3 separate regions of the Homo sapiens genome follow, and regions 2 and 3 are each linked to region 1. Evidence: chromatin loops called from intact Hi-C (ENCODE). Cell type or tissue: OCI-LY7. All regions are shown on one strand. Each heading gives the region's core, and the rest is flanking DNA. Links, peaks and the distances in the headings are about the cores only.

The links. Peaks named below come from ENCODE experiments on the same cell type or tissue, not always from the same donor. Only the 100,000 strongest peaks of a DNase experiment are listed, where the experiment ranks them.
Region 2: it touches region 1 in a loop (2.8-fold over the local background); 5 of 110 quality-filtered maps call a loop at or near these places.
Region 3: a loop joins it to region 1, with 5 times the contacts of the local background. A loop is called at or near these places in 4 of 110 quality-filtered maps.

Annotation. Positions count from the first base shown.
Region 1 is chr21:42,230,249-42,238,178 of GRCh38, forward strand. The region is part of intron 2 of ABCG1 (ATP binding cassette subfamily G member 1); the gene reads left to right. Among named protein-coding and RNA genes, the nearest start is that of ABCG1, 15 kb to the left of the region's middle. RefSeq lists silencers at 4,469-4,668, 4,679-4,748 and an enhancer at 7,021-7,070. In OCI-LY7, for the core only: CTCF peaks have their summits at 3,518, 3,725 and 4,823; DNase peaks (open chromatin) are centred at 2,403, 2,943, 3,493 and 4,643; H3K4me3 peaks cover 4,812 bases; H3K27ac peaks cover 5,000 bases.
Region 2 is chr21:42,457,308-42,463,771 of GRCh38, forward strand. No RefSeq gene overlaps it. Among named protein-coding and RNA genes, the nearest start is that of RSPH1, 36 kb to the right of the region's middle. In OCI-LY7, for the core only: no CTCF peak of the experiment used is centred there; DNase peaks (open chromatin) are centred at 3,254, 3,704, 5,049 and 5,444; H3K4me3 peaks cover 3,767 bases; H3K27ac peaks cover 3,952 bases.
Region 3 is chr21:41,859,233-41,867,162 of GRCh38, forward strand. PRDM15 (PR/SET domain 15) reads right to left here. Exons shown (of 24, transcript NM_001040424.3): 2 at 1,095-1,140; 3 at 360-453. The coding sequence starts at 1,131. Among named protein-coding and RNA genes, the nearest start is that of PRDM15, 16 kb to the right of the region's middle. RefSeq lists enhancers at 5,473-5,562, 6,083-6,142, 6,443-6,492. In OCI-LY7, for the core only: a CTCF peak has its summit at 2,953 (motif pointing left); DNase peaks (open chromatin) are centred at 2,309, 2,949, 3,509, 4,289 and 1 weaker place; H3K4me3 peaks cover 3,321 bases; H3K27ac peaks cover 3,548 bases.

The sequences.
Region 1 (7,930 bases), core at 1,453-6,452:
CTAGATCATATAATAGATTCCTAGCAGAAAACATAATTGTGAGAGGAACTATTCTCAGGAGAGAGGAGTACACCCCAAGGATAATTTCCCCGGCCTCAGATACAGTAATTACTCTCCCTCAAGGAATTCACTCACGTAGCTTGTGTTGATGGGACAAATGGCTCGGAACAATATCAGCTTTGGTGCTGTCACACAAACTGCGCTGGGGACAGATCAGAGTGATCTGGTTTATTTGTTCCTCCTCACCCTTAGGTGTGACTCTTTTGAAAGCAGCCTTTTCTTCCTACAGAGTAGACACTATGTTGAGAACATTTAGGAATGTGGTTAAGAGTAAGTTCACAGAATAAAATTCTTCTTAGGTAAAGATGATGGGGATGAGCAGATTTTATCGTAAGCTGCTTTCAGAGCCCATTCACACAAGGGTCTCATTTTATTAGGGCGTGATTGGCCACAGTGAACAAATGGAATGCTTGGGTACTCGTACACTGCCCATCCCCCAGGAGATCCCGGCGGTTCCCACGCGTAGTTGACTGAATGATAGCCGTTCTTCAATCCATTTGGCTCATGGGGCCGATTCAGGAAGGATCTGCACATTCTTCCTGTGGAAACCTGTGACATGAGGCTCAGAGACGTGACCAAGGTCATAGGAGTGGGGAGGAAGGAACTCAGAACCAGGTCTGTGGGATTTCAGGCCAAAAAGGAGCGTAGCAAGTGCTTAGCTCTGACGTGGGCACAGGACTGGACCACCAAGGCACAGCTGTGCCTAGCCCCGTGTTATGAAATGGTGTGGGGTTGCCTTGGCTGTAAACTGATGTATTTTCCTTTTAATTGGCCTGCTTGGATGTCAGCGGCCATTGGCCATTTATAGGGATTTCCTGTCCCTCTGGAGAGGCTCCAGCTTCCCTCTTCTCACCAGGAAGGGGAGGCTGATGTGCATGGCGTGCTTTCTCTCCAACAGGTGAAGCGATTCTCAGAAATCAAATTTACCTCCCAAGATTACCTTGAGGCGAAGTTCAGGTTGAGAACAAATGTAGTCATATCTGGGGCTTTAGAGCGTTTTCTTTCCTATCTGCAGTCAGGCCGTGGCCTCCACATGGTGACGCTCTGATGGAATGGAATGTCGCCTCCTTCTTTGAAACCCAACCCTCCAGGCTCATCCTTGCCAAAAACCAGGAAGGGGTTAAATATTCCGGGCAGCGCCAAGTCAGATTATCTGTATTGGTTTGCTTCTACGCTATAAAAATGCATTTGGACACCTTTCTCAAATTCGGGGTTGCTTTCTCTTAATTTCTATAGCCATTTCACAAGGCCTGTAATGACAGGCCAGCTAAAGTGCATGGAAGGCATCATGAATAAATCCTTTCAGGAATTCCATTAAGGGAAGACTGGATTCCAACCAAGTGCTAGTGACTTGATCCAACCTGCTAGAACAGGGAGGGGAGGCAGCCCGGTTAAAGGCAGAGTGTGGAGATCCTGTGGCTAGGGGTTTTGAGAGGGGCAGATGCTCAGGCTGAAGGGGGATGGATAGTTCCCTAGCATAAGTGAGTTACTTTTGTGCTTCTTTGAGGCTGTTGTGCTAAAGTGGGCTTTCTTGTGGGCCCACAGGACATTTCTTTTAGTCCTTTGCCTTTAATGGAGGTGACAGCTGACCCCTGGTGCAGTGTCGTGGCCCCAGGCCACTTGCAGGGATGGCTTGCTTGAGGCTGGGGCATTGACAAAGAGTCTGCCTTGGAGAATTCAGAGGACTGGAGAACCCTTCTCTTCCCCGCTGGGGCCAGTTCCTAGGTTCTCAGTGGCCCCCAGGTGGGTGGGCTACCACTCAGGCCCTGAGGGGTAGCACTCCTTTGGTGATGAGGTCTTCTGGAACAGTTCTGACCCCTCTGCCTTACAGGGCCCCAAAGAGGCTTTGAAAAAATTTTGAGAATGGACCAACTCTCACAGCAGATTCATGAGAGTTGAATGTTTAGCCGCCATGTGCAAGACCAAAGGGGTTTGCTACTTTCTTGGACAGGCTTCATATCCAAGGGGTCTAGATGCTCCCCTCCAGCCAGCACATTTTCTCCCTGTGAGCACGTTGCAAGGGAAACCAAACCCTCACCAGCTTGGGCCTGGGATCTGGGTGTGTGACTCCTTAGTGTGGCGTTGTTAGCGGTGGCAGCCTCCCTGGACAAGGCTCAGATGGCTCTGCCAACATTGGCCTTGGGGTCTGCTTTTCTCTTTGCCACCCTCAGATTGGCAGGTTCTTTATTTGGACATGTTAATACTTTGTCATTTTCCCAGAGAGTGCTCCTGTTCTTGAACCATCTGGCCCCTTCAGTGCAACTCTGTAGGACTGTGCTCTGCTCCGTGGGGGTTGGTGTCACTGTTTAACTGCTGGAGGATGTTCTTACCACAATCGTTTTCACCTGCATGGTGGGTGCCCCCCTGCCTTCCTCTACTGCCTTGAATAGGCTTGTATCTTGAAAAGTTCACGTTCTCAAATGGAGGCCCTCCCTATAAACCAGAACCTAATCCACCAGTCCAAGAAATCACCAAAGGTGACATTTTGCTGAACATGACACCGTTTCTTTTGTTTATAAATTGGCAGGAAGAAAAATGTTTAGTAACCATACACCTGCTCTTTCTGAGTTCAGTTCTAGAATCAACAGATTAGCTATGAACAAAGAAAACCATGTGGGTCAGATTAAATATATCCTGAAGGACTAAACCGTAAAACTAGGGATTTGTCATGGAGGTGCATTCATCAAACTCAGTTGATGAAGTTCCAACACCTGCATAGGAAACTTACTCTCAAATACAATGTACCCAGTGCCGACTGTTTTTGCTCACATTGTGAAAAAACGCAAAAAGATGGGTTTTCAGTCATGAGTGGTGGCGGGTGGGCCTGCAGGGATCCAGTCTGACCTGCAGCCAAGAGTTTCACTTCCCACTTTGTCAGCTGTGTGCTGTTTGTCACCTCCGTGCTCTGTGGGGTAAATGGCATTTGGTGTCAAAAGTAAGACACACCAGGGTGACTTCAGGGCTGTGATTACATCCAGCTGAGACCTATATTTAGAGTCCAAATCTTGGAGCCAAAAGGAGTCGTGCTGCCGTAGCCCGCCCTCCTGCCCCGTGGAGGGAGCCTTCTTGCACCATTTCTGACAAGGGACAGCCAGCTTCTGTCTGAGCACTTCCAGCAACCAGGAACTGACACCTCCCAGGCAGCCGGGCTATGTTTGCACAACCCTCATTCTTAGAAAATGCTTCTGTCTGTTGAGCTGCAATCTGTATTTGAGCAATGTTCATTTGTGGATCCAGGTTCTGTTTTTTGAAACTCCGTAGACCAAGTTAATCTTGGTCTTGAAATAAGCTCACAAATCAAGGGGAAAAGCCCAGCCAAGTACAGAACAATAACCAAATACATTACAATCCAGAGCTACCTTGAGAGGAGGAAATAAGAAGCACATGGCCCTTGCAGGAAATGAGGTCAGAGTCCTGCTTTGGGAGGTGGGCATCACTGCGGCATCCGCAGGGTGCAGGTCAGTGGGCAGGCGCCCCTGCTGGAAGGTTCTTGCTGTCTGTAAACTGATAAGGGTGGAACCCGCTGGAAGGGCAGAACCTGAGTCACGTTCTTTCTGTTTCTTTTACTGTTATAAGGCAACTTGGTGCCTTCCAACCAAAAAAGTCCCCCTCTCTGATATCTCAACTGCCTGTCTTGAAAGTGAACCTTTTGGCAGGAGTTTTTATGGGATTTCTCAGTTGTTATTTCTCTCCTCCCACTGTTTTGGGAGAAGTGTTTTTTTTTGTTGTTGTTGTTTTAATTAAAAATAACTGGTGTTTACTGAGCAAATCGTGTTTGCTTTATTTGGCGCTTTGCCTCATTAAGCCTTTGGGGAGCAGCATGGGACACACATCAGTATGGGCATCTTCTCCAGAAGGGAAGGAGGGTGGAGGGGGAACGAGGGCCTGCCCAGGACCGCTGGCAGGTAGGGGGCAGGTCCAGGACTGGACTTAACACCTGGAGTCCCAACTCCCTGCCTCTATAAGCGCCACTGAGAACTCATCTCTTTGCAATCGCTCAGACCCAGATAATAAAATAAGCTGGGTTGAGTTTTCCTTACCCAAGACATAAACCCCAAACCCTGCTGACAATGAGGAGCTACAAAAGGCCTCTCCTCCTCCTGGGGCACGTGTTCCGGGAATTCTTTCATGGATGCAGGTATGGGGGCATCTTTGGCCTCTGTCCTTTGTCTGGAGCTCCCCGCACCTGGCTGGGGGCTGCACTGGACACCTCTGCCCACCCTGGCCCTGGGGTTATCAGGCCACCTGGCCTCCACCCAGACGTTCCCTCCCAGGGCGGGATTCATCCTGGCCCGTGGTGATGTGCAGGCTCCCGGAAGGCCGGGCTCTGCCCACTAAGTGTCAGCTCTAACGCAGGCTCTCCATACTGAGTAAAAAAGCCCGTCCTTTCTCTGGCTGGTGCAGGTGCTGACTCTGCAGGCCTGTGGACGCAGGGTGACGTTCGCGCTCTTGCCCGAGCTCAACGCCCGGGAGAAAACAGCGCTGCCGGAGCCCCTCGCGCGCGCAGGTGCGGGCGGGGCGGGTGCGCGCTGCCGCGCGTGTGCAGCGCCCGCCCATCCGCCGCCACCGCCCGCGCCGGGGTTACTACCGGTCAACGCTCGCTAGTAACCTCCGCGGCGGAGCGGCGGCGCGGGGAGCGGCGCGATTGGCTGCGGGCGCCCCGCGCTGTTGCCAAGCGCGAGGAGGCAGCTGCAGCCCCGAGCGGGGTCGCAGCCTCCCTGGGACAGGGGCGGCCCTATGCATAGGGGATCACCCGGGCCATGCAAATCCCGGCGCCCCGCGCGTGCTGGTGTTCTCCTCCCCAGGTCCAGGAACACCGGTCCAGGAAGCCTGAGAGCGCTGGCAGTAGGAAGGGTCGCCAGTGTGGACCTGAGGGTGGAGGTGTTGCCACCCGGGGCGGCCTGCGCTCCATTCAGGCTTGAGCGGTGACTGGGAGACCCCGGGAATGGAAATGGCGCTCAAATGCTGGTGTGGTGTCCGCAGGGGAACGGCCCGCGGGTGTGTGGAGTCTGCGCCCCTGTGGCTTCAGCTGCGTCGGGGGACTGCGGGAATCTTCCAGACTCCAGTTTAAATCAGAGAGGTGTGTCCACGAAAAGAGTCAAACTAAAACATTTAAAGAGATTTATCCTGAGTGACCATGGCCCGTGACACAGCCTCAGGAGACCAGGAGAACACGTGCCCAAAGGGGTCGGGAACAGCTTGGTTTCATACTTTTAGGGAGACGTAAGACAGTGATCAATATTTAAGATGTACATTGGTTCCGTCTAGAAAGGTGGGACAGCCCAAAGGGGGACTTCCAGGTTATAGGTAAATTTAAATTTTTTTCTAATTGGTTAAGTTATTATCGATAGAAAGGGATGTCTGGGTTACGATACGGGGCTGTGGGGACCTAGGTTGTATCATGCGGATGAGGCCTCCAGGCAGCAGGCTTGAGAGAGAACAGACTGTAAATGCTTCGTATCAGACTTAAGGTCTGTGTTGATGTTAATGTTACAGGCTACGATAAGGCATGTCAGACGGACCGCCACTTCCCGTCATGGCCTGAACCAGTCTTTCAGGGGAAATTTTAGAGTGCCCTGGCCAAGGAGGGAGTCCATCCCCATGGTTCAGGGGGCCTTTGAATTTTATTTTTGATTTACAGGTCTTTACTTCAGGTGGCACAATTTTCCTAGGAGACAGTTGATTTTTGATTCCTTATAAAACGTGCTGGTTTTGTTTTTAGCTGACAGTGTGGGGTGAAGCTGTAAGGGAGCCAGGGCCTCCTGGGGTTGATCCAAGCATGTCTGAGCCTTCTCTGGGGTCAGCACTGAAAAGTGGCCAGGGTGGGGTTTGGAACCTTGGAATTGCCCTTGGGAATCTGCAGCGTTGGCTCCGCTAAGCCGGCTGGAATCCGGAGATCATGCGGCAAGGTCACGCTTCCCGGCTGCCTGCCGAGTCACTTCTACCCTAGGCAGGTTAGAGGCAAGGACAGATGACAGCTGAACTTTACGGAGTGTTTTCCAGGGCATCTATTACAGTTTTGTGTGTGTGAACCCAAAAGTGTGATAACAAACATCATTTCCATCAGCTGTACTGTGTTTGAGTATCCGCAAGGCCTGGGGCCACCTCAGTGGAGTCGGAGGTGCCACGCTTTGCTGTCTCTGGAGACCAGGGCCTTCTCTAGACACCCGGCGGGACTAGTTCCTTTGGGCATAATTTAGGTGTTTTGTGAAATGTTAAACATTGTCTTTCAGACGCTTTGCTCAACCTTTTGGGCTCCTGACCAAATGCAAAGAGACCCAAGGGCTTGCTTTTCCTTGCACTCTTGGGTTTTCATTGCCTGCTTGCTTATTTGATTTTGTGACTGTGGAGCTGGCATTTCTGTAAGCCCATATAGAAATTACAGTTTCCAAGCCTAAACCCACTAAGCCAACAGGGGCACACAGGAAACCAGAGATGGTGGTGGATGAAAACCTTTGCAACAAGAAGGAAGGGTACATCTATGATAACTATGGTGTTACATTACTAAAAACAGTAAGGATGAGTGTCACTAACATGAGAATGTACTCTACACAAAAGTCTGGTGAAAAAGGGAGGAGCCCTTTCACTAAGTTTCATATTTATCAGCACTCACGTTAAGAATTACAGCAGAAGCTGCAGGTTTCCTGTTTCTGAAGACCTGCGAATGAGTTTGTCCAGAAAATGGCCGTGTCCTGAATGGTGTGAGCAGGAGGCCATCCAGCCTTGTGCCTCTAGGCCTCCTCCCCTTCAGTTGTCATAAATGTGCCATGTGCCCCTGCCCAAACCCAGCAGCCTTTCTCTGAATTTCATCTGGTTTAGAGAGGAAAATGGGCAGCATCATTTTGTCACCTTCTCTCTTCCCAGGGGCGTTCTGTGCTTCTTGAGAACTATACCTCAATATCTGAGTTGGCTAAGTCTCTAGAATATGAATTTCAAAGAGCTTAGCCTGGCCAGCAGGGCTCTCTTGGAGCCCTTTTTCTCTCCCAGCCCTGCGTCTCCGCAGCCACTCCCCATGGGCTAGCCAGGCTGAACTGCCAGTCATTCTAGCATTTGTGCTTTCTTTGGGCCACTCTCTCTACCAAGAACCCACCTCATCTCCCCAGGCTAGGGGAAGCCTTCCTTCATTCACCCTTAACCCTGTGGCCAGGAGAGTCTTTCTTGGTTACTCTTCGTACTCCTCTGCCCCTACGATCATGGGATTATGGCACTCAGCATGGGATTTTGTGCTTCTCTTCTGAGCTTCCAAAATTACCCCTGCGTCTCAGCTGCCCAGCCAGTGCCTGGCTCAGAGCTGGCATGCAAATGAATGAATGGAATCACAAAAAGCTAAATCACAGTAGAAGAGCCTATACTTTTACCCTCAAAGACAGCTTGGTAGAGAGGAGAAGTAGAGAGGAAAACCAAGAGCCTTGAGATGCTGGGCTGTTTTGATCTTCCCTTGCTGTGTCAAACCCATGAGCCACCTCTGACTAAGCTTCACGCAGGTGGTTTCTGAGGGCTGTTTCTTTGGCCGCACAGCACCGTGGATGGACAGAGGGGTGGCTGGGGAATGGTAAGAGCCTGGATTCTGGGTCAAGCAGCCTACTCTTGAATGCCAGCTCCACCTCTTCTTAACCATGTGACCCTGGGCCTCAGTTTTTGCATCTGCAGAACAGGGCTGATCCAAGTGCCAAACTCAGGATTGGAGTGAGGAATAGCAGAGGTCATCACTACAGCCAGGGCTGGCACACAATAGTGCTCAAGGTATTTTAATGTTACAGGTCAAATTTTGCTAAAAATTGATTTTCGTGTTCCTGGTTTCATGAAGGCAAATACTCCTCTTTCTAATAATAATAGTATTAGCTTGGTATTTATTAGTCTGTGAGCAGTA
Region 2 (6,464 bases), core at 1,465-6,464, 230 kb after region 1:
AGGCTGACGGGAATCTGTGTGCTGATTGTAGGGTGGTATATTAGTCTGTTCTCACGCTGCTAATAAAGACATACCTGAGACTGGACAATTTATAAAGGAAAGAGGTTTAATGGACTCACAGTTCCACATGGCTGGGGAGGCCTTATAATTATGGCAGAAGACGAAAGGCACATCATACATGGCAGCAGGCAAGACAGAGAATGAGAGCCAAGCGAAAGCAGAAGCCCCTTATAAAAATCATCAGATCTTGCAAGCCTCATTCACTACCACGAGAACAGTATGGGGAAAACTGCCCCCACAATTCACTTATCTCCCACCAGGTCCCTCCCCAACATGTGGGAATTATGGGAGCTACAATTCAAGATGAGATTTGGGTGGGGACACAGCCAAACCATATTAGGTGGTCACATGGTTGCCTACATTTGTCCAAACTCATTGAACTGTTCACTTAAAATGGATGTTTTACTGTCTACAAAATATACTTCAAGAAAGCTGATATAACATGTTTTTAATTTTTTAATTAGATTGGGATATTAGGCTACTGGTACCAATGCCCAAGGGCTTCCCGTGGGCCCCACGGAGGGCCAGCTCTTGTCACACCCACCGGGTGAGGCACAGAGAGGCCAGTGTTCCCTGAACCCATAGCCAATGGCAACTGATAGAGCACTTTACATATATCTTTATGATGGTTAGGGTATTTGGATGATTCTGTTAATTTCTGAGTTGTCTACATTTTGGGGCGTTGGTTGAAAGCGACACTCTTACCATGTTCGCACAACACAGGAGCCAGATTTCGAAGTGGCACAGGCAGTCTAGGGTTGTAATTACATGAGCTCAGGTTGGTTCCTCCGTCCCTTAGCCACCAACCCCCTTCCAGTCCCTCTTCCACATACCTCTCTTCATTCTGCGCTGTATTATTATTATTATTATTATTATTATTATTATTAAAGATGGAGTCTCACTCTGTTGCCCAGGCTGGAGTGCAGTGGCATGATCTCCGCTTACTGCAAGCTCCGCCTCCCAGGTTCACACCATTCTCCTGCCTCAGCCTCCCGAGTAGCTGGGACTACAGGCACCCACCACCACACCCGGCTAATTTTTTGTATTTTTAGTAGAGACGGGGTTTCACCATGTTAGCCAGGATGGTCTCAATCTCCTGACCTCCTGATCCACCCAACTTGGCCTCCCAAAGTGCTGGGATTACAGGCATGAGCCACCACACCTGGCTGCTGTATTATTATTTACTCACATACATATCTTGCCATGACGTTGCAGGGATGCAACATGAGTTTACTACTCCATGCTCCTTCCACATAGCCACCCCCACTCCTGCCCAAGCCTGACTCCATACGCAGTGTTTGATCATAGTCCCCATTCCATAAACTGTGGTCATATTAAAAGTGAATAAAATAATCCCCAGAGTTTAGTTGTGTATCATTCTATTTCAATAGTTGTTTTTATTGTGGTGGTAAAACTAATATAACCTAGTTATAACACTCTTTATGATATTAATATAGCCTCTAATCTGTCAAAGTTTCTAATTTTGTGGGCACTCCTTTTTATTGTATTTGCAAAAAGCAGTAAAATCCGGGAATGCAGTGTACTCTTGTTCCCGGACCAGGCTGAGTGTCGGGCAGCTATTTCTTGTGGCCCAATAATGAGATGCAGATGAACTGGGGAGGAGGAGAGTTTTTATTTCTGAAACCAGTTACAGGGAGAAGGCCTGGAAATTATCACTAGACCAACTCAAAATTACAAAGTTTTCCAGAGCTTGTATACCTTCTAAGCTCTATGTCTACATGTAAGTGTGCATTCATCTGAAGACTTAAGTGATTAACTTATTTTAATCTGTAACTAATGTCTGAGTCCTGAAGACCTTCCTCTGCAGCCTCAGTAAATTTACTTATCTAAATGAGTCCAGGTGCTGGGGTGATTACCCTTATCTTGACTTCTGCTAAATCTTGGAGGTCTGGGGAGTTCCTTCAGACTTCCAATAAACTTGTTTGTGGAAGCCTGGGGAGTTTTTTAACCCCAGTAAAACTTGTTTAATCCTAAATGGGTCCTGTTAAGAATTCTTTCATTATTTTGTCATGCGTTAAGGCCCAGGAAAGGCCTGGGCAAAACCCTTGGTGGGCTTTTGTTACATTTCAGCCTTTGTATAGGGGCACTGGCTTTTCTTAGCTTTTAATATTTAACTTAACTACTCGGTCAGTACTGAAGCAGTTGTTATGGAGGCCTGCGTTAGTGAAACCTGGCCTTCCACACTCTGTTTTACATACTCTTACAAATCCAAGTTCTAGAAAATTGTTTTCAAATAAATTTATCTTACGCAGCAGCTGTGTTCTGGATTGCAAGTGGATAAAATGAAACTGAGTGGATTTAACCATGCAGCACCAATAACTACCAGGTAGGGGCTTCCCACGTGGAGGTGTCAAACGAAGTTCGTTCCCTGCACTCCCTCATGCAATCCTCAAGGCAACATGTGAGATTTGCAATGAAGAAATTATACAACACGCAGAGATCACAGAGCTAGCTAACTGTGACGCTGATGTAACCTGGAAGTTACCAGTCTTTGAACTGGACGACTGTTACACTGAGCCGTGAAAGCTGATGGTTCTCAAAATGTGGCCCCTGGACTAGCAGCACCTGTCCCCACTGGAAACTTGCTGCAAATGCACATGCTCAGGCGTGGATCCGAAATTTGGGATGGGGCCCAGCCATCTGTGATTGGACAGGTTCTCCAGGTGATTCTGATGCAGCTCAACCTGAGAATCATTTCTCTTGGGGAAGTGGCTTTGTGGAGGAATGCCACTACAGATCCAATACAAAGAATGGCCCTGGGAGGTTGGCAGTCAGGTGTTCAGGTCAGGTTTCCTCAAAGGCAAGACTCCTATATGACAGGAAGATGATCCTGCGACTTCATAACTACAGATGTGTGTGTGTATATGTATCTATGTGTGTGTGTCTATGCCATTTGTATACACGTGTTTTTTTTTTTTCTTCCTACAATGTGATGAAGAATCAAATTGCAGGCTCTTCATCCACAGAAATTCCCCCTTGTGATCTGAGGCTCTGCCGAGCAGTGGCCCCTCCCCAAAGCAGCCCCAGTTCTCCACTTCCCTCCTGGCCCCCACCCTTGATCATGGCTCCTGAGCATTTTGGGTTTTGTCCAGGGGCTCACTAAGAGCTCTGAGTAGGAAGTTCTCGCTACAAAGATTCAGCTGTGGGCGAAAACCGTATCATTTCCCCAGGTGACGTGGGGTGTGAGGGCAGGGCTGGAGTGCCCCGGGTTCACTGGGGAGCTGCAGAGACTATCACTTGCCTTCCAGGAACCCTTACCGTGTGCCAGCTTCCACAGGACTGTGGTGGAAATGTGGTCAAGGTCTTAGGAGCAGGCCACACAGGGATGGTTCATGCACTGAGGGAGGGGTGTGGAGCCTCTGATTCTGATGGGACTCCCAGGGGTGCTCACAATGGCAAATGGGCTGCTGTTACCTCCTAGCACTGGACTCTGGGTCACCCGCAAGTGTAGGTCACTTCCTTGCTGGTCAGTAATGGGGCACAAGTCACCACAGCAGGCGCCGCTCCTGAAACTCTCTTCAGGGATAGCACGGGCGGAAGTGCAGGCAGCAGGCAGAGCGTGGAGGTCCGTGTGGTGCTCAGTCACTATGGCAACTAGAGATCACAGAGCCACAGTCACCATCCCCCTAGGGCACCTGCCCAGGGAAAAGGAGAAATGTAAAACCACAAGCATACAATTAAGAACAGGTGCAGAGACCCAGCGGCTTCCAGGGCAGCTTTGAAGGGATCCCTCATCTCTCTGGTCCCAGGACATCTGTGCCAAGGGCCAAGCATGGGCCTGATTATAAGGAGCAGCACTGAGGTTCCGATTAAATGCTCAACCCTGCCTGATCTCTTACCAGGAAAGGGTGTGATATGTCCCCACCCAAATCTCATGTTCAATTGTAATCCCAAGTATTGGAGGTGGGGCCTGGTGGGAGGTGACTGGATCATGGGGGTGGATTTCCACCTTGCTCTTCTCGTGATAGAATTCTCACGAGATCTGGTTTCAAAGTGTGTGGCACCTCCTCCTTCTCTCTCTTCCTCCTGCCCTGATCTTGTAAGAGGTGCCTGCTTCCCTGTCGCCTTGCGCCATGATTGTAAGTTTCCTGAGGCCTTCCCAGCCATGCTTCCTATACAGCCTGCAGATCCCTGAGTCAATTAAACCTCTTTTCTTTATAAATTACCCAGTCTCAGGTAGTTCTTTACAGCAGTACAAGAACAGACTAATACAAGGTGTCCATGGGGAAAGACACATGGAGAGATTTGGGCAGAGAAGAAAGAGAGGCTGGAAATTTGGAGCTGCCAATTCCCCTGAACCCCTGTTGTCTACAGAGGCAGCTCCCCTTTGCTCTCCCTTCTCTTTCTCCCCTCCTCTCTCCTCCTTTCACCTCCCATCCCCCATGGAACCCAACACTCCTCTATTAAAAAGCCTTGCAATGACTGCACCTGGGGAAGTTGCCTCCTGAGCTGATGCCACTTCCCCAGGACCCACATCACACCTCTCATTGCCTCCAGTCCCAGAAAACAGTTGAGACCATCAGAGGCAGGGTGAGGAGGGCCCAAGACCCCCCTGGGAGGAGATTGCCTCAACATGGAGCTGCAGGTCCACTCTAGCAGGTAGCAGCTAGAGCCTGGGAGCAAGTGTGGGGTGGAGTCTGACAGTGCCTGCCCCACATGGAAGAGAGCGAGCCTGGATTAGGCTGGGTTTCAGGGTTTAATATGTTGGCTCAACCCCTGAGAAAGTGGTTAATAATCCTCCAGGTTGGCTAATTGGACAAAGTTAATGAGATTGAAAAGCTTGAAATCCTGGCACGCTCTAGAGAACAGAGCTCAAAGACTCAAGGAAATAGAAATGTAGAAAGGTGCCTACTATTTGCAACTGACTCAGACCTTCCCTAATATGCTTCTTCCCCAAGGGGCCCGGAGGAAGAGAGGAAATGCATTGGTGAGTCCTTCACCAGCTCTGTGGGCCGTCCTCTGTGGGCTGGAGGCAGCGCCACTCTAAGCACCAGAGTAGGGGCGGCTCTTAACCATCAGAGACAAGGCAGGTCTCAATGCCCCAAGGAGCGAGGGATCGCAGGTAACAGTATTTTGACCCATAATTGTCTATGGCAATGGGTCCTTGGTCACAGGCACCCCAGACATGAGACAGAGACCTACTAAGTGCTGCTTGACATATTTAGGTGGGGAAAGCCCAGGTCTGCTAGGAAGAATCCTGCCTCATGGCTAAATCCCAGGTACCAGACTTAAGGCGGTTTGCCACCTTTATCACAGGGTTCCAACATGAGGGCCCTTGAACTCTCCTATGGCGAGAGGCCATCTGTTTCCTGCTGGGATCCTGACTGAGAGGATGGTGCCTTCACAGACCTCACATTTCAGTGAGGGGGAGGGTCAGCACAAAGGTAATTATGCAAATTAACACAGCAGGAAGTTCTCCTTATCAGGAGATAAACAGTACAAAGTCATGCACAGCATATCCTGTTAAACCAAAATACAAAGTAAATAGTGAGAAGTAGGGTTTGATTTAGAGTCTATCTTGATCAATTAAAAATTATGAACATTGGTCCATTTTACCTTGTATTTTGAAAAGGTAAATTAGGCAAAATTGCAACTATGCCCAAATTCTTAAAATAATAGTAAGTCAACATTAATGGTGGCAGTAGAGTTCTTATACATTTTCTGACTATGTTTTATGATAGCAGAACGCAACATTTTTAACTTCATGTTTGACTTAATACATCATGTGTTCAGCAAAAGAGTCATTTTTACAAAAATATGTATGGCCTTTAATTTTCCCAAGAGCTCTTCATCATCCTTTGAATTAAATTATTTGTTTTGTCAGGGCTGGTTTGTTTCTGTTTGTTTGTTTTTTCTTTTATCCCCCTAAGTAAGGAAACAAAGGACTAGTTGTTGACAGTCTCATACCCTATTGTTACTTAGTCTCATTTTTCCAGAACCTCCTTTGTCAGTAGCTTTGTGTATAATTTGAGTAGTCCCCCACATAATGTTAATCAATTCCATGAAACCTTACAGCGTTTCCAAGATTGAAAATTTCCCTTTGCCATCCATTGGTGTTATATTTGTATTGTGTTGTGGAAAATTTGACAATCAGAAAAACTGATTGCCAAGGGCGTGGACACAATGGTTAGAGGCAGAGAGATGCTCAGGCTAAACAGGGCAGGTGTTCAGTGAGGGTGCAGCCTTTAAATGGTGCGTTTGTGGCAAATATTTTCAAGGCAGTCTGACCACTTTTGCTTCTCTACCAACTTTCTAATACGGGGTCCGAATAACGAATGCTTGGAGGGCATCCCTGGCCTACCCCAGCCCCAGGCACAGTGCCTGGCACACCCTTAGCTTTCCAGAAATAGTTATTGACTGGATGAATTGCTAATTATGGTAAA
Region 3 (7,930 bases), core at 47-5,046, 370 kb before region 1:
AATGCAGAGAGAAGCCAACGAGCAGACCTCCAGCTTGGCTGCTGGTGCTCAGCACGTCAACCACCTTGGCAAGTCCACTCTTCTGCAGCCTCCACACACTGTGTCGGGAACAGCTGGGCTCCAGCTAAGAACCCTGGAGTGGATCAAAGAAACTCACTCTGGAGCTTTGAAGCACGTGTTTTGGTGTGTCCCGGCAGCAACGCTGCTCAGTTCACAGTGGGAGCGGAATCGCTGGCTCTCACTCAGAGTGCCTCTGTTCTCCCTCAGGCTCCTTCCTCCCCGTCTGCAGACCCAAAGGCCACTAGGCTCCTGCCGCAGCTGGCATATGGAAGGCCCGGGAGCTCACGGCGGTCACTCACCTTGCCCTGCTTAACACAAAGGAGTCTTTGACCATGACCACTGGGCCCAGCTCGGGACATTCGGAGTCGTGGTACTGGCTGCAGTCTTCACACCCTGCAAGCAGACATCCGGGCATTAGAGCACCCAGGGAGGGAGACACCTAAAGAACACAAACCTGGGAAATGGGGACCCTGGCCCCATGAGGGTGACCCAGAGTCATGAGACACATGCATGCCGACACTGCAAAGACAAGCAAGGGAGGGTGCATTGGATGGCAGAAGGCCTGTGTCCCGAAGGCCTCTGTCAGCACTCGTGCACACATGAGGAGTGCAAAGGCAGGACACGCCCCCAGGGAAAGCTCTAGCTCCGCCGCACGCCTCAAATCAAGCACGGTCACCTCCATGGTGACGAAGACCAAGACCCTCCCCAAAGAATGAGCATAAATGAAAATGGCCAATGTTAGCAGGTTCATCCCTCCTGCCTAGCCCTGGATTACTTTTCTGAATCAAGTGCTACCCCCTGCAAAGTGCCCTCGGCCAGGAGTTCTGAGAAAGGTGATCCTATTAAAACCATACCCCTGTAGTGTACTGCTTATTAAATAAATGTTTCATAGGGAAATTTTAAATATATAGCTTTTCTATATTATAAAAACCAAATGTAGACGTGGCTTTGCCCAGACAGCAAGCGCCACGCCCATCTGTGTTCTATGACATAGGGCTGGTCTCGGACCTGGGACAGGTCCCTGGGTCACTTACAGATGAACATGATCTCTTCGCTCCCATCTTCAGCCATCTCTGACACCTGTCAGGATACAAGAGAGCCTCATTAATGACAAGCTCTTACCAAAATACTTTTGTTTTGTTTTTGAAATTGAGCTCCCTCTGTTGCCCAGGATAGATAGAGTACAGTGGCAGGATCTTGGCTCACTGCAACCTCTGCCTCCCAGGTTCAAGTGATTCTCCTGCCTCAGCCTCCTGAGTAGCTGGGACTACAGGTGTGAGCCACCACACCCAGCTAATTTTTGTATTTTTAGCAGAGACGGGGTTTCACCATGTTGGCCAGGCTGGTCTCGATCTCTTGACCTTGTGATCCGCCTGCCTCGGCCTCTGAAAGTGCTGGGATTACAGGTGTGAGCCACCGTGCCTGGCCTCTTACCAAAATAATGTTTAAAGACAATTCCTACTAAAGGCCTCCTCCAGCCAGTACAGGAACATTACGTGGTGTTCTAAAGAGAGCACACAGTGGGGTCTCCTCTTATTGTGGGATGGGGCTGGGATCCCTGAAACATCTTCTCACCTCAAATAATGTTATTTTTAATGAAAGCAATGGATTTGAATGGCCTCATGAACTCAGACTTTCATCTTTTCATATTAGCCATCAATTTCCATTTTTAAAACAAATATATCACCTTTTTTTGGTGACAGGGTCTTGCTCTGTCGCCCAGGCTGGAGTGCAGTGGTGTGATCAAGGCTCACTGCAGCCTCTACCTGCTGGGCTCAAGCAATCCTCCTACCTCAGCCTCCCAAAGTGCTGGGATTATGGCACAAGCCATCGTGCCCACCTATATCACCATTTTTAAAAAGCCGGTTGTCACTTTTTTTCCCCTCACTCCTAACCTATGCCTGGTGCCCCATAAACACTTGCTTCTCTGGGGACTAAATCAATGCGTGACGTTGTGGAGGACTCTCGTGCTCCCACATAAGCTGTTATCAGATCCAATAATTCTATTCCCTATCCATCCTTGAGGTTCACCTCCAGAAACACTTGCATAGTGGGTAGATGAGCATAAACTGACACCCCCCACACACATATATTCACAGGGTGGATCTAGACATTGTTCATTCTGGGGCCTCACATTCCTGGGCTGTAAAATGGAAATAAAAACACCCACCTCATGCAGTTTGGGAGGAGCATAAAGTGAGATACACACAGTATGTGCCACCAAATGATTATTCCTCCTCTGCCCCCCCCCAATCCCCAACTGTGCGCACCGGCATGTCCTTCCTGCAACCTGCTTCTCTGATGCCCGTTGCTGAGTGGTTTAGGAAAGTGTGCATGCTGGCACTTCTTGAATGCTGATTCCACACGCCCTCCACCCCGCTCATCCCCAGCAGCTTGAAGGGTGAAAAGCAGACCGTGCAAAACTCATATGGAAACTCACAGTCACTGAACTTGTGTGTCTGAGAGCAGTGCCGGGTTGAAAACTTCAAGTTAGGAGAGTGAGTTAGCTACAAGGAAGTGAGGCAGAGGAAAGAGAGTTCCAATTTGCCCTTAAAATGCCAGAAATAACAAGGGGAGGGGGGTGAAATTTTCTCCCAAAACAGCACTGTATCTTCTTTTCCTGGGAACACACATTCACGTTCAAAGGTATCTCGTGCGGCTCTAGCAAGTGTGACTCAGTTTCATAGCCGCATTCGGCCTTGCCTGCCCCAGTTCCTGTGGATGGGCACCTCGGCGCAAATAGGGACCAGTCTGGGATGGGGGCTCAGCTGGGCAGTGAGCAGGAGATGAACAGGACAAAGGGCAGAAGAAACCCAGAGTGGGGTGGGGAGGGCGCACGCTTTCATGAGTTGCTGCTGTGCTACTGGAGGTGTAGGACCTGCGTGCCCCCTGCAGGAACCCACGTGACTCACGGTCAGGAGCTTGGGCGATGGGAACGATAGGCCTTAAGAGGCGCCCCACACTGCGGTCAGATCACCGCAGAACACAGAGTCCCAACAAAGGTATTGGAATCGGAGTGGGAGGATGGAAGGAAGTCGTCCTGGCCTTGCTTACTTGGGAGCCTGCACGAATCCCCTGAGGCCTTGTGTGGCCGCCTCTCCCCGGGGCAGACCTTGCCTCTGGCCTACACCTCTCACAGACTGCCCACCCCTTCTAGGTGCCCCCAAAAAAGGTCCCCTCTGAGCGGAGCTGCTGGGAGAGGAAACCCAGAAGAGAGGGGCGAGGGAAGCTGGAGAGCAGGGTTTTAGCCCCCTGTGCTGCACTCTGATTCTATGTAAATGTCCGAGTCCTGGCAATAAGGGTCCCGATTAGCAGCATCTGGTCCCCAAAATGAGGCCTCTCTAAAACGGCTCCTCTGGGCCCAAGATCAGAGGCCACAGCCACCCTGGGCTGCAGATCAGGCCTGATAAACGGAGCATCTTCAAAGTCTTTGCTGTCTTGGCAAAACTCCCTTTAACACTCAGAAAGTGCCTTCATAGAAGGGGAAGTGTGGTCTCCAGACCTCTAAGGCACACAAGACATCCCAGAACAAGGCACACAGGAAGTACTGTTTCAGGGAAAAGGAGAGGAAAAAAGAACTAGAAGTTCGAGATCCTGGGCAGGCGTGTGGCTCACGTCTGTAATCCCAGCACTTTCAGAGATGAGGACGGGCGATCACTTCAGGTCAGGAGTTCGAGACCAGCCTGGCCGACATGGTGAAACCCCATCTCTACTAAAAATACAAAAACTAGCCAGGCGCGGTGGCACGTGCCTGTAATCCCAGCTACTCGGGAGGCTGAGGCAGGAGAATCGCTTGAACCAGGGAGGTGGAGGTTGCAGTGAGCTGAGATCACGCCCCTGCACTCCAGCCTGGGCGACCGAGTGAGACTCCACCTCAAAAAGAAAAAAAAAAAAAAAGTGTGAGGTCCCCCTATCTCAACCACCAATCCTGGGAAGACTTACCTTACATTAGTGATTTCAAAATGTGGTCCCTGGACCAGGAACCAGCAGTGCCAGCACTGCTTGGGAACATTTCAGAAATGCACATCCTTGCCTCCCACCCCCAGACCTGATGAATCAGGCTTGGCAGAGGGCCCTGCACTCTGTTTGCAAAACCCTCCACGTGGTTCGGATGCAGCTCAAGTCTGAGAACCACTGCTCTGCCTGAAAAATCTCTTTACAATTTATATGACTACTACTACAAAAACTAACTAAACACACCTGCCATCACAGTAAGACCACAGTAATAATATCAGGAAACCAAACTTATCAGAAATGTCAATTAAGCTCAGACCAGGACCATCTGCATCTAACCTGGTGGTAAACGGGAAATGGGGGGTGACTTCAGGCAAATGGGGGGTGACTTCAGGTTCCTTACACGGAACGCTCCGTGAAGACACCTGTTAAAAACAACTTTGAAAAAGAAGGCTGAAGTGACAGACTCAGTCTACCTGACTTCAAACTTAATTATCAAGCTACCATCATAAAAACTTTGATACCGGTGAGAAGGTGGACAGAAATCAATGGAACAAAACAGACAACCCAGAAATAGACCTAAACAAACATGCCCAAAGCATTTTTTTTTTTTTTGAGATGGAGTCTTGCTCTGTCGCCCAGGCTGGAGTGCAGTGGCGCGATCTCAGCTCACGGCAACCTCCGCCTCCCAAGTTCAAGCGATTCTCCTGCCTCAGCCTCCCGAGTAGCTGGGATTACAGGCACGTGCCACCACACCCAGCTAATTTTTGTATTTTTAGCAGAGACGGGGTTTCACCATGTTGGCCAGGAGGGCCTCGATCTCTTGACCTCGTGATCTGCCCACCTCGGCCTCCCAAAGTGCTGGGATTACAGGTGTCAGCCACCGCGCCTGGCCTGCATTTTTTTACAAAGACAAAAGCGGATTGGATTTTAAAATCCAAGCGAGGAAGGGCAACCATTTCAGCAGTTAGTGCAGGAACAACTGGGCATCCACAGTTCATTCAAAGAAATGAACTATAACTTCATATCTTACTAGAAAATTAACTCAAAATGGATCACAGTCTTAAAACATAAAATATTAAATAATAATAGAACTTAGAAAAACAGAGAAAATCTTTGGGCTCTAGGGCAAGCCACAGTTTTTAGGCTTGTCACCAAAAACACAATCTATAAAAGGAAAATCATTTGCATCTTCATTCAGAAGGCAACAGGCAACCCAAAAACCAACATGTCAAAAAGTAAAAACATCTGGATGCTCCTGACAAAGTCTCTCTGCCCCCACCTCCTACATCTTAGGACGCAGTTGTCAGAGAGACCTGGAACCGCTGTGACCTCTCTCGCCTCCCTCTGACACCCGCCCATCACCCACTACCTGCAGCCCCCCTTACTACCTCCCTTGGCCACATCCCACTTTCTCCCACCTGTAAGGCTGCAAAGGGTCTCCAGATAACTCTTCCTCCTCTGCCTGGGCCGCCAACCCATTTTCCACACTGCAGAGCAGTTCTTCTAGAACATAAATCCAATCACATCGCTTGCCAGCCTGAAGCTTCACTGGCTTCCCACTGTCCCAGGAACAAAACCCAAACTCCTGCACATGACCAGGCACTGCCTTTCTCAGCAGCCTTCTCACCTCACCTCCCCACCCCCACCCTCTCCAGCCACGCTTCCCGGAACGCCAAGCTGGGTCCTGCCTCTGGGCCTTTCCACATGCTCGCCCCCCAAGGCTGGCCCTCTCCCCAGCCCTCTCTGCAATGCCCGCTCACTCCTCAGTCCCCACTCCCCACTCCCCTGCTCAGTCCTCACTCCCCAGCCCTCTCTGCAAGTTCCCACTCCCCTGCTCACTCCTCACTCCCCAGCCCTCTCTGCCATGCCTGCTCACTCCTCAGTCCCCACTCCCCACTCCCCGGCTCACTCCTCACTCCCCTGCTCACTCCTCACTCCCCAGCCCTCTCTGCCATGCCTGCTCACTCCTCAGTCTTAGCTTAACGTCACTTCTTCAGGGAGGGTCTCCCTGATCCACCTGTCCACAGCGTGGCATGCTTTCTAAAAGCGCTCTGCGATTTCCTTCACAGCACCGTCACCCGTGTAGCCATGCCTGTGTGTGACTGATCTCATGTCTCTCCCACCACACTTCAACGGCCAAGAGGGCAAGGCTTGTGGCAGCCTTGCACAGTGGGATATACTTGGACCCTCCTCGGCACCAGCACACGGGACAGGTCAACGTCTGATAAGAGAATCAGCCACTTCCTGGTACACCCCCTAACACACCCCAGGCTGTGGACGCGAGGTCCACCCCAGGCACAGCCACTTCCCCTCAGTCCACCATGGGGGTTCCACCGTCTTTCAAGACAGAGCCCTAACCTCACCCTCCCTGACACCTTGCTCCCTTCAATTACTCTCACATCCTCTGTGATCCCCCCAAAAAGCTGACTCTTCCTAAACCACTATCTCAGTTTCACATAATGTCATGCACATGGTCTGTTTTTTCTACTAGATTTATTTTCTTTCATTTTATTTTGACACAGTCTTGCTCTGTCACCCAAGCTGGAGTATAATGGTCCCATCACAGCTCACTATAGCCTCAAACTCGTGACCTCCTGCGATCCTCCAGCTTCAGCCTCTCAAGTAGCTGGGACTACAGGCACGCACCACCATGCCCAGCTAATTTTTTAATTTTTTGTAGAGATTTGGTCTCACTATGTTGGCCAGACTGGTCTCAAACTCCTGGCCTCAAGCAATCCTCCTGCTTCAGCCTCCCATTTTGGATTACAGGTATGAGACCCCACGCCCAGCCTCTACTAGATCTTTAACCATGAAAGACAGAAGCTTAAAAGTGACTTTTCCACTCACTCCTTTTGTTCAATTCTTATGTATTTTGTATGTAGCACCCTATGTATAAGAGAGCCCTGATAAATCTTTTGACCTGACACCTTCTTCACCTCCAGATAATTAAGAGTGGTTGGAAAGTTCCAAATGTTTCATTTGCACAAGTTACGCCAAGAAAGTTCAGAAGTTTAGTCAGATTAGCACTAAGATCTGGAGGAGAAATTTTACATGTTCCATATAAAAAGGGATTTTAAACTTTTATATTATTGTTTTCGATATTTACAAAGCACCTAGCAAGGTTCCAATGCTACCACAATGACCTGCGCTTGGCCTCTGCCATCCCCCGTCCATGACAGGAGGTGGCCCCGGCCTGGGGTCTCTCTCCTTAGTGGCCTCCAGGGACCACCCTGGTCTGGCTTTGGCCAGGCCGCTGCCTTCCCTCCACTTGACACTAAGCCTGTGTATGGGGTTCCTGGTTCACGTACTTGAAAGAAAGTTCAAACAAAGCCTGTGCTACTGAAGAAATCTTGCAAGCCAACAATGCTGTTCTTGGAATCTGCAGCCTGGCACCCACAAGACCATCTTATCAGCTCAAACAAAACGAAGTCCATTTCTTGTCCAGATATTCGTGGGACACCTAACATGGCCAGCTGGTGTTGAAGGGGCTGTTCATTTGGGGCAGCAGAACGAGCACAACGCTTCCCCCCTTCCACACACACTACACAACAGAGGGTGCGACCGGGGCCTGCACAGGGGAAGCCAGAGAGGGCTGGTAGAGCCCAGATCCGGCTGGACCACCTGACCCGCATCTTGATTCCTGGGGAGACGCCACAACACCTCCACTCCCTGGGGAGACCCTACTCACTCCCTTCTCAGTACAAACAGGGAAAGGTCTAGAACAAGGAATCCGAACTTTCTGTTGTTACCAGATGGGTGGATGGGTTCAACCACAACCTGCTCGCCTAGCAGGGTGACCTCCCCAGACAGGGCTAAGGGAGCAGGGACTCCTTTCTGTGCTGAGCTCTGAGATGTGGGGAGATGCCCGACACCCTCAGCCCAGAAAGCCCAGAAACCTCACTGACTATCTGAG